Regions from separate parts of the Homo sapiens genome. Here region 2 is linked to region 1. Evidence: read pairs that join two places in POLR2A ChIA-PET (ENCODE). Cell type or tissue: HepG2. All regions are shown on one strand. Links, peaks and the distances in the headings refer to the core of each region. The heading gives the core; the rest is flanking DNA. Region 1 has its middle 13 kb from the start of ITCH. Region 2 overlaps ITCH (itchy E3 ubiquitin protein ligase).

Region 1 (5,381 bases), core at 212-5,211:
AATCTGGGAAGATTTCCTCCTTCCTCCCTCCCCAAACCATAAGCCTTTTTTTTTTTTCTGAGACGGAGTTTTGCTCTTGTTGCCCAGGCTGGAGTGCAATGGCGCGATCTTGGCTCACTGCAACCTCCGCCTCCCGGGTTCAAGCGATCCTCCTGCCTCCGCCTCCTGAGTAGCTGGGATTACAGGCATGCACCACCACGCCCAGCTAATTTTATATTTTTAGTAGAGAAGGGGTTTCTCCATATTGGTCAGGCTGGTCTGGAACTCCTGACCTCAGGGGATCTGCCCACCTCAGCCTCCCAAGGTGCTGGGATTACAGGCGTGAGTCGCTGAGCCTGGACTATCCATAAGCCTTTCAAGGAGAAAGAGCCAGTCTTGTCCATACTCATGTGTCTTCTGGCACGTAGTGACACCTTAAGGGTGCTCAGGAAATGCTTGAATGAAACCTCTCTGTAAACAGAAAGGAGGAGACAAGGACATATATTGAGTGCCCACCGTGTGTTTATGAACTAGATGTGCCTTTATTCATCCCACAGCTACCCAGTGAGGTAGGAGTCACTGTGATTCCCACTTTCATAGAGGAAGAAACAGGTTCAGAAGGCTAAAGTGACTGGCCAAAATTCACAGTGAATGCAAGAAACAGATCTGAGATTGGAACTCAGGATTGTCTCTTTCAACTTCATCACAACTGCCTCTTCCTGAATCAATGATAGGAAGAGTCTCTTTTTCTGTATCCTTCAAATTTTCTATACTGAATTAGAAGTAGGAAAAAAAAAGTTATAGGCCGGGCACAGTGGCTCATGCCTGTAATCCCAACACTTTGGGAGCCTGAGGTGGATGGATCGCCTGAGGTCAGGAGTTCAAGACCAGCCTGGCCAACATGGTAAAACTCCATCTCTACTAATAATACAGAAATTACCCTGGCATACCATGCCTGTAATCCCAGCTACTCGGGAGGCTGAGACAGGAGAATCATTTGAACCTGGGAGGCGGAGGTTGCAGTGAGCCGAGATCGCGCCATTGCACTCCAGCCTGGGTGACAGAGCAAGACTTCATCTCAAAAAAAAAAAAAAAGAAAGAAAGAAAGAAAAAGTCTGGGCATAGTGGCTCACGCCTATAATCCCAGCAATCTGAGAGGTGAGGTGGGCGGATCACGAGGTTAGGAGTTTAAGACCAGCCTGACCAACATGGTGAAACGCTGTCTCTACTAAAAATACAAAAATTAGCTGGGCATGGTGGCGCGCACTTGTAATCCCAGCTGCTCAGGAGGCTGAGGCAGAAGAATCGCTTGAATCCAGGAGGCAGAGGTTGCAGTGAGCCAAGATCACGCCACTGTACTCCAGCCTGGGCAATAGAGCAAGACTCCATCTCAAAAAAAAAAAAAGTTATAAAAATAGATCACCATAAGGAGCTCTCAGCACATCCCCCTGCAATTTTGGGGAGATTTGAGCTTCAGAGGGGCAACTGCAAGACTAAAGAACAGCCTTAGATAATAATCAGCATGTCAGAGCTTCTTCTAGTCCTGCTCATTATCCTCAGTTCCTTCTTTTCTTGTTCTCAAACCTAAAGTTATCCTTCTTCCAGGAAAGCCCCACTGGCCTATCTCTACAAATTACAGACCTGAATAATTTCTTGCCTAAAGTTCTCACTGGAGATTTCAGTCTCAAAAACAAACAAACAAACTTAACCTGCCTTACTTGCTTTTCTTTTCTTTCCTTTTAAAAATTTTTATCAGGCCGGGCGCTGTGGCTCACGCCTGTAATCCCAGCACTTTGGGAGGCCGAGGCGGGCAGATCACGAAGTCAGGAGATCGAGACCATCCTGGCTAACACAATGAAACCCCATCTCTACTAAAAATACAAAAAATTAGCCGGGCGTGGTGGCGGGCGCCTGTAGTCCCAGCTACTTGGGAGGCTGAGGCAGGAGAATGGTGTGAACCCGGGAGGTGGAGCTTGTGGTTAGCAGAGATCGCGCCACTGCACTCCAGTCTGGGCGACAGAGCAACACTCTGTCTCAAAAAAAAAAAAAAAAAAAAAAAAAAAGAATCAGCTTATATCATGCTTTGATTTGTTTCCTTTTAGTCACTTGCTTCTAGTTGATTTTAAAACCTATATAGCTAAAAGTCACATAGCTAAGCAGTATATAACTAGACTTCCACAACTTCCTTATAGATAACATCTCTGATGTATAGGTCACTGTGACAGTGGTTGCTTAAGTTGTTTTTCAGGAACTCACAGTCAGTTCTTATCCAGTTCAAGATGGCTGAGCCCACCGACCCTTCACCTCGGCCTGCTTGAGTATCTGATGGGTGACCTTTCAATGTTAGAGTGCCAAAAAGCCCTAAAGTCCATCCTTAGATCGTACTAATGATGTCATTTTCTGAACATGCATCCTATGAACCATAAAGCTTAACTGGCTTGCACAGATCACCAATGGCCCCACTTTTCTTTACCTCCAATCACCTTTCCCTACACCTTGGACCACCTTGCTTCTTTATCCCATAAACATCCCTAAACCCTGTTTTCAGAGATGCAGATTTCAGACATGTTCTCCTATCTCTTCACTGGGCTGCCTTGTGAATAATCTCTTTATTGGCTGCAAAACTTATCATCTCAGTGATTGGCTTACTGTGCAACAGGCAGAACGAACCTGGTTCGGTAATGTTGATTTTTCAGCTGAGGCAACTATCCCAGAGTGGTTAGGCGACTTCCCTGAGATCAGCTAGTAATTGATGGAATCAGGATTCACATTTGATCGGCCCGACCTAGAGCCCTCACTCTGAACCTTTAAACCAACATCTTTCAAGGGGTTGGGCAGTGACAGATGTACACAAGATGATTTTAGGTGGTGCCATAAATGGTCATTTAAAACAACTTTTGCTGGGCACAGTGATTCACATCTGTAATCCCAGCACTTTGGGAGGCTGAGGCGGGTGAGTCACCTGAGGTCAGGAGTTCAAGAGCAGCCTGGCCAACATGGCAAAACCCTGTCTCTACTAAAAATAACAAAAATTAGCCAGGTGTGGTGGCAGGCGCCTGTAATCCTGGCTACTCGGGAGGCTAAGGCAGGAGAATCGCTTGAACCCAGGAGGCGGAAGTCTCAGTGAGCCAAGATTGCGCCATTGCACTCCAGCCTGGGCAACAAGAGTGAAACTCCATCTCAAAAAATAAATAAATAACTTTTTTTTTTTTTTTTTAAATAGAGACTGGTTTTGCCATGTTGCCCAGGCTGGTCTCAAACTCCTGGGCTCAAGTGATCTGCCAGCTTCAGCCTCCGAAAGTGCTAAGATTATAGGCATGAGCCACCGTGCCCAGCCTAAAAATATGTTTTTATTGTGAAAAATATCAGAGATAGATAAGAAAAGAGAAAACAGTATAATGAATTTCTAGTGTCATAAGCTTCAAATACCAGTAACAATAGTTTTCAGACTGGGCATGTTTGTTCACACCTGTAATCCAAGCACTTTAAGAGTCTGAGGTGAGAAGATCACTTGAAGTCAGGAGTTGGAGATCAGCCTGGGCAACATAAAGAGACCCTCATCTCTAAGAAAAGGCTGGATGCGATGGCTCATGCCTGTAATCCCAAACTTGGGGAGGCTGAGGCAGGCGGATCACTTGAGGTCAGGAGTTCAAGACCAGCCTGGCCAATATAGTAAAACCCTGTCTCTACTGAAAATACAAAATTAGCCAGGCGTGGTGGCGCATGCCTGTAGTCCCAGCTACTAGGGAGGCTGAGGCAGGAGAATGGCTTGAACCTGAGAGGCGTAGGTTGCAGTGAGCTGAGATCATGCACTGCACTCCAGCCTGGTGACAGAGCAAGACTTGGTCTCAAAAAGAAAGAAAAATAGTTTCATCTACTACCTCCATTGATGGCTTATTTCAAAGCAAATCCCAGACATCATATAATTTCTTCTGTCAGTATTTCAATAGATTGTGTGGTAGCTTTTTATCTTAGCAGTTGCATTCCTTAGTAATGTATATACTGAAGCAGTGGGTGGCTAATGCATCGAGCTGGTCATTTCACACATATTGCTTAGGATGTGGCTAAAGTAGGATTTTAGCTATTAAAACTATGAGATGCCATGTTTTCACTATCAGATTGGTCAGGAACAAAAAAATTGCTATCTCAACAGTGTTACCAAGCAAGTGAGAAACAGCCATACTCCTGATTGGAGTATAAATTGACGTGATGCCAATTGTGTGGTGGAAGGACAATTTGGCTGTATCTATGAAAATTTTAAAAATATATGTCAGGACTGGGCACAGTGGCGTATGCCTGTAATCCCAGCACTTTGGGAGGCCGAAGTGGAAGGATTGCTTGTATCCAGGAGTTGTGGACAACCATAGGCAACATAGCAAGACCCCATCTCTACAAAAAATAAAAAATTATTTGTGCATAGTGGTGCAGGTGTGTAGTCCCAGGTACTCAGGAGGCTGAGGCAGGAGGATTGCATGAGACCAGGAGGTTGAGGCTGCAATGAGCTGTGATCCTGCCACTGTACTCCAGTCTGGGCAATAGAATGAGACCTTGTCTTAAAAAAAAAAAAAAGACATAGGAGAAAATCTTCAAGACCTTGGGTTAGGCAAAGATTTCTTAGATATGACAACAAAAGCTTAATCTATAAAAGGAAAAATTGGTCAATGAAACCATCAAAATTCAAATTTTTCTGTATCTTAAAAGACACCATTTGCTTTCTGTGTTACCCATGGAGGGGTCCATGTGACGTTGTTCTGGATTCCCATTGTAACTTCAAGGGAAACTTTCACAATGTCCAGAGCCCTTGATGTCCTGCCAATGAAGAAAGAGGATGTCTTCAAGTTCCTTGTAGCAGGATAGCAGGAACCCACTTAGGTGGCATCAGCCTTGACTTCCAAATGGAACAGCACTTTTTTTTTGGAGACAGTCCAGCTCTGTCACCCAGGCTGGAATGCAGTGATGCGATCTCAGCTACTGCAACCTCCGCCTCCTGGGTTCAAGCGATTCTCCTGCCTCAGCCTCCCTAGTAGCTGAGATTACAGGTGCCTGCCACCATGCCCAGCTAATTTTTGTATTTTTAGTAGAGATGGGGTTTCACTGTGTTGGCCAGGCTGGTCTCGAACTCCTGACCTCATGATCTGCCCACCTCGGCCTCCCAAGTGCTGGGATTACAGGCGTGAGCCACTGCGCTCGGCCACTTTTTTTTTTTTTTTGAGACAAAGTCACACTTTTGGCCAGGCTGGAGTGCAGTGGCGCCATATCGGCTCACTGCAATCTCTGCCTCCTGGATTCAAGCGATCCTCCTGCCTCAGCCTCCCAAGTACCTGGGATTACAGGCACACGCCACCATGCCTGGCTAATTTTTGTATTTTTAGTAAAGATAGGGTTTCACCATGCTGGCCAGG
Region 2 (5,381 bases), core at 210-5,209, 120 kb before region 1:
AAGTGAAAAAATCTGCTGACTACTTCTGAAAACTCATATATATCTTTTTTTAGATACTGTCACCAATGACCACTTTTTTTCCTGTTAAGAGTAACATACGCTTATTGTAAAAATCCAAGTAATACTGAAGTGTTAAAACAAGTCTTCCCCTCTCCTTTCTACAATCTGATAATGTTCATATGGGTATTTCCAGACCTTTGGCTACCAAAAACCTATTATCTTACCTATGCATTTATTTCAAATCATACCAGTTTAGAAATGGAAACCTGAAACACACACACACACACACAAACCTATTATCTTACCTATGCATTTATTTCAAATCATACCAGTTTAGAAATGGAAACCTGAAACACACACACACACACACACACACACACACACACACACACACCCCTTAAGCCCTAAGGTGGCTGGCAATGAGATCGCACTTGAAAAATTCAAGGACTTCAACTCAAGAAGTTCCAAACCATTCAGATTAAACTGACAGCACCAAAAGCGGGTCCTAAGCTAGCAGCCAGGGGGGAAATTATTGAGAGAATGAAACAGTACCTGTTGAAAGGAATCCTCAAACAATGTTTTTCTTGTCACTGTAATCTTTATGTGCTGTGGCATGGCCAGTTGCTGAAATAGAAGAATGACTTAAGTCAACTCTCATCATTAAAATAGCCTATCAAAAAAATCAAAAGGGGAAAGTTTTATTTACTTTTATCTTTCCTTACAGAAACAAGTAGACTATGAATATAAATTTATATTCAATAATGTTTACCAATGCATCTGTGAGTATTCATGCTAATTACAGATTAATATATGCAAACAGAAGAACCACAAGATTGATCTCATATGCACACTGCTTACTTAATAATGTGTCAAATAAATCTTTACTTAATCTTATTTTCCAACAGTTAATCCAGATTCTTCTTGCTTCCATGGGTCCAGTTAATTACAAGAGTTTCAAGTGTAAAAATATTCATCACAGTAACTTTGACTAGGGCATTCATTTGATTTAGAACCCATAAAAAATCATTAATTCCAGTAAATATCTATACATAAGAAATAGTTGATCACATCTGAAAAAAACACTGAATATAACATCTATGTATGGACATGTTCATGTATGTATGAACATGTATTTATCTATCAAAGTCAGTTATATCAAACGATAGATATAAAAATGGCTGGTGTCCGGGCATGCTGGTTTATGCCTGTAATCCCAGCACTTGGGGAAGATGAGGCAGGAGGATCATTTGAATCCAGGAGTTCAAAACCAGCCTGGGCAACATAAGGGGACCCTGTCTCTACTAAAAATTAGCCAGGTGTGGTGAAGTGCATCTGTAGTGTCAGCTAGCGAGAAGGCTGAGGCAAGAGGATCACTTGAGCCCAGGAGGTCAAGGCTGCAGTAAGCCATGATGGCACCACTGCACTCCAGCCTGGGTGACAGAGTGAGATCCTGTCTCAGAAAAAATAACACATAAAAATAAAGTAGCTGGTTAAAATTATATCAGAAAATGCTTTTACTTACATTTGAAGATTCCTGCAATCTGAAAGTAATGGCTACTGAGGAAAAAGTGACAATGTTTGCTTATTCAGATGGTTTCAAGTTTAATTTTCTTCTTTAAAAAAAAGAAATATATATATATATATATTTACAGAGGTAAGGCCTCAATATGTTGCCCAGACTGGTCCTGAACTCCTGAGCTCAAGTGATCTGCCCACCTCGGCCTCCCCAAGTGCTGGGATTACATGAGGTTTAATTTTCTGAATAACCAAAGTCACAAATGATCTAATTGATAAATCTATTTATTTGCTCTAAAAATAGATGAAAGAGATTCTAATGCTTCCCATTTTACCTGTTTTTCTGTGAGTTAAGTATTTTCACAATCACTGTGTAATATAAAGCAACACAACAAAGTTAAGGCAGTACAGAGATACAGTTCCAATACTAACCTGACACCAGAACCGGAAATACTGAACCTTTGCTTTGAAGTCCCGAACATAGGCTATCTGAGGTCCATTGTCTCTGAGGAAGAACAAGGGTTAACAGGACATATATAGCTGCTTGTAAAAGATAATGCTGAAGGAAAGCAAAATATCCCACCCTCTCTCAGCACTTACTAACCAAATTCAAAAATATAGCATATTCCTAACAAAACCATTCTTTGCTTTTTGAGAGATATTTCCCCAAGAATACTTTTAAGTAACAGAAAAAACAAACAAAAAACTTTGATTTTGTTGAAACTACTGTTGTGGGATTTTCTTTTCTATGCTGCCAAATCTAAGAGGGCTAAGTAAAGGGGTTTCTATCTGAGAATGCTGTCTATCCCAACATCAATTCCCTCCTTTATCTTTAAGTAAAACCCTTGCTATTTAACTAAGTAGAATGCTACATATAATAAAGACTACATTTCTCTATATGGCCATGTGACTTAAGTCTCTAAGTGAAAGTGGCATATGAAACGTTCAAGAAGGATCTTTTTGGCCAGGTGCAGTGGTTCACACCTATAAATCCCAGCACTTTGGGAGGCTGAGGCGGGTGGATCATCTGAGGTCAGGAGTTTGAGACCAGCCTGACCAACATGTTGAAACTCTGTCTCTACTAAAAATTATAAAAATTAGCCGGGTGTGGTGGCAGGTGCCTCTAATCCCATCTACTTGGGAGGCTGAGGCAGGAGAATCACTTGAACCTCAGAGGTCAAGGCTGCAGTGAGCTGAGATTGCACCACTGCACTCCAGCAAGGGTGACAAAGCTAGACTCCGTCTAAAAAAAAAAAGGAAGGATTTTCTAAAAGACAGCTAAAATAGCTAAAAAGTGTGTGAGTGTGTGTGTGTGTGTGTGTGTGTGTGTTTATAATTTGCCCTTCCTCCAAATTCCAGCCTGGAGTGTGACCCTGATAGCTTAAGTTTCAGCAGCTGTCACAGACCATGAGGTCACTTTGAAGAATGAGACCATACTCTAGGATGGTAGAAAAGACAGAAGAATTTTAGATCACTATGACACCATGGGGTTTCTCAGCTAGCCTTGGACTTAATACCACTGCATTATCTCCCTCTTAAAAATTCAATGTATATCAGTGTAGAAATACAACTGATTTTGTACATTGACTTTATATTCTGTTACGCTGTTAAATTCACTTACTAGTTCTAGTAATTTTTTCTAGATTCTTCATGATTTTCTGTATACAAACGTTATTTGTGTGAGGGGAAAAGAGACAGTTTTACTTCTTCCTTTCCAATTTATACATCTTATATTTCTTTTCTTTTCTTTCTTTTTTTTTTTGAGATGGAGTCTTGCTCTGTCTCCCAGGCTGGAGTGCAGTGGCGCAATCTCTGCTCACTGTAACCTCTGACCCAGAGGTTCAAGCGATTCTCCTGCCTCCGCCTCCTGAGTAGCTGGGATTACAGGTGCCCACCACCATGACTGACTAATTTTTGTATTTTTAGTAGAGACGGGGTTTAGCCATGTTGGCCAGGCTGGTCTCAAACTCCTGGCCTCAAGTGATCTGCCTGCCTGGGCCTCCCAAAGTGCTGGGATTACAGGCGTGAGCCACCATGCCCGGCCTGTATTTCTTTTTCTCATCTCACTGCACTGGGTAGGAATACTGACACAATGTTGAATGAAGTAATGACAGTAGATATCCTTGTCTTACTCTTGATGTTCTACGGTATTTCATCATTAATTGTGATGTTGGCTGTAAGCTTTTGTTACATTTTTTTTTTCCAATAAAAATGTTTCCGGCAGGGCGCAGCAGCTCACGCCTGTAATCCCAGCACTTTGGGAGGCCAAGGCAGGTGGATCATGAGGTCAGGAGATTGAGAACATCCTGGCTAACACAGTGAAACCCCGTCTCTACTAAAAATACAAAAAATTAGCCAGGTGTGGTGGCGGGCGTCTGTAGTCCCAGCTACTCAGGAGGCTAAGGCAAGAGAATGGCGTGAACCCGGGAGGCAGAGCTTGCAGTGAGCTGAGATTGTGCCACTGCACTCCAGCCTGGGCGACAAAGTGAGACTCCGTCTCAAAAAAAAAAAAAAAAAAGTTTCCAAGGTAGCTGAGAGTTTCTCATAAATTTGCATTGTATTATGTCACAAGCTTTTCCTGAAATTATCGTATGATTTTTCTCCTTTAACCAATTTTGTTTGTTTTGACATGGAATGTCACTCTGTCACCCAGGGTGGAATGCAGTGGCCTGAAACCTCATCTCTACTAAAAATACAAAATTAGCCAGGCATGGTGGCGCATGCCTATAATCCCAGCTAATCAGGAGGCTGAGGCAGGAGAATTGCTTGAACCAGGGAGGCCGAGGTTGCGGTGAGCCGAGATTGGGCTATTGCACTCCAGCCTGGGCAACAAGAGTGAAACTCCGTCTCAAAAAAAAAAAAAAAAAAAAAAAATGAAAAAGAAAACATTTCCATCACTTGTATTTTATGAATGAATTTGAATAGGACTGATTAATTTATAACTTATAAGTTTGATGAACCTTACCAGTGACACCATCTAGGCCAGAATTTTCTTCATGAGAAATCTTTTTTTTCTTTTTTTTTTTTTTTGAGACAGGGTCACACTCTGCCACCCAGGCTCAAGTACAGTGGCGCGATCTCGGTTCACCACAGCTTCCTGGGCTCAAGCAATCTTCCCATCTCACCCTCCTAAGTAACTGGGACTACAGGCATGCACCACCACACCCAGCTAATATTTTGTATTTTTTGTAGACATGGGTTTCACCATGTTGCCTAGGCTGGTCTTGAACTCTTGAGCTCAAGTGATCTGCCCACCTTGGCCTCCCAAAGTGCTGAGATTACTGGCATGAGCCACTGGGCCTGCCCTTAAAAATTATTTAATTATGCATTTGATTTATCAGCTATAGGGATATTTAGACTTACTATCTGTTCTTGTGTCCATTTTGGTGACATATCTTTCAAAGAATTTGTCCATTTGATCTAAAATGTTAAAGTTATTGGCATAAATATACCCTTTATTATCCTTTTAATGTCTATAAAATATACAGTGATGTCCCTCTTTTTTTCTCTATAGGTTTAATTACTAAGGGTTGTTAATATTATTAATGTTTACCAAAAATTTATCTTCTAGCTTTGGGCGCTCCATTGTTTCTTTTCCACTTCACTGAGTTCTGCTTTTATTTATTTCCTTTCTTGTACTTACTTTAGGTTTAATAACTTGCCTTTTTCTAGCATCTGAATGTAAAAGCAGAGATCACTGATTTTATCTTTCCTATATTCTCATCTACTTCTTTAAAACAAAAGTTTCCCGCTGAAGACTACTTTAGTTAAATCCCACAAATTGTGATATGTGGTGTTTTAATTATTATTCAAAATAAAATATTTCCTGATTTTTCTTGTAACTTCTTTTTTGAGCAATGGTAATG

Evidence for each region. ChIA-PET counts read pairs that join two places held together with the same protein. Peaks named below come from ENCODE experiments on the same cell type or tissue, not always from the same donor. Only the 100,000 strongest peaks of a DNase experiment are listed, where the experiment ranks them.
Region 2: POLR2A ChIA-PET joins it to region 1 with 5 read pairs; 9 of 35 experiments call an interaction of 5 or more read pairs at or near these places.

What each region holds. Positions count from the first base shown.
Region 1 is chr20:34,347,172-34,352,552 of GRCh38, reverse strand. No RefSeq gene overlaps it. Among named protein-coding and RNA genes, the nearest start is that of ITCH, 13 kb to the left of the region's middle. In HepG2, for the core only: no CTCF peak of the experiment used is centred there; a DNase peak (open chromatin) is centred at 2,792.
Region 2 is chr20:34,466,687-34,472,067 of GRCh38, reverse strand. ITCH (itchy E3 ubiquitin protein ligase) reads right to left here. Exons shown (of 25, transcript NM_031483.7): 15 at 1,948-2,020; 16 at 553-624. Among named protein-coding and RNA genes, the nearest start is that of MIR644A, 3.1 kb to the right of the region's middle. In HepG2, for the core only: no CTCF peak of the experiment used is centred there; no DNase peak of the experiment used is centred there.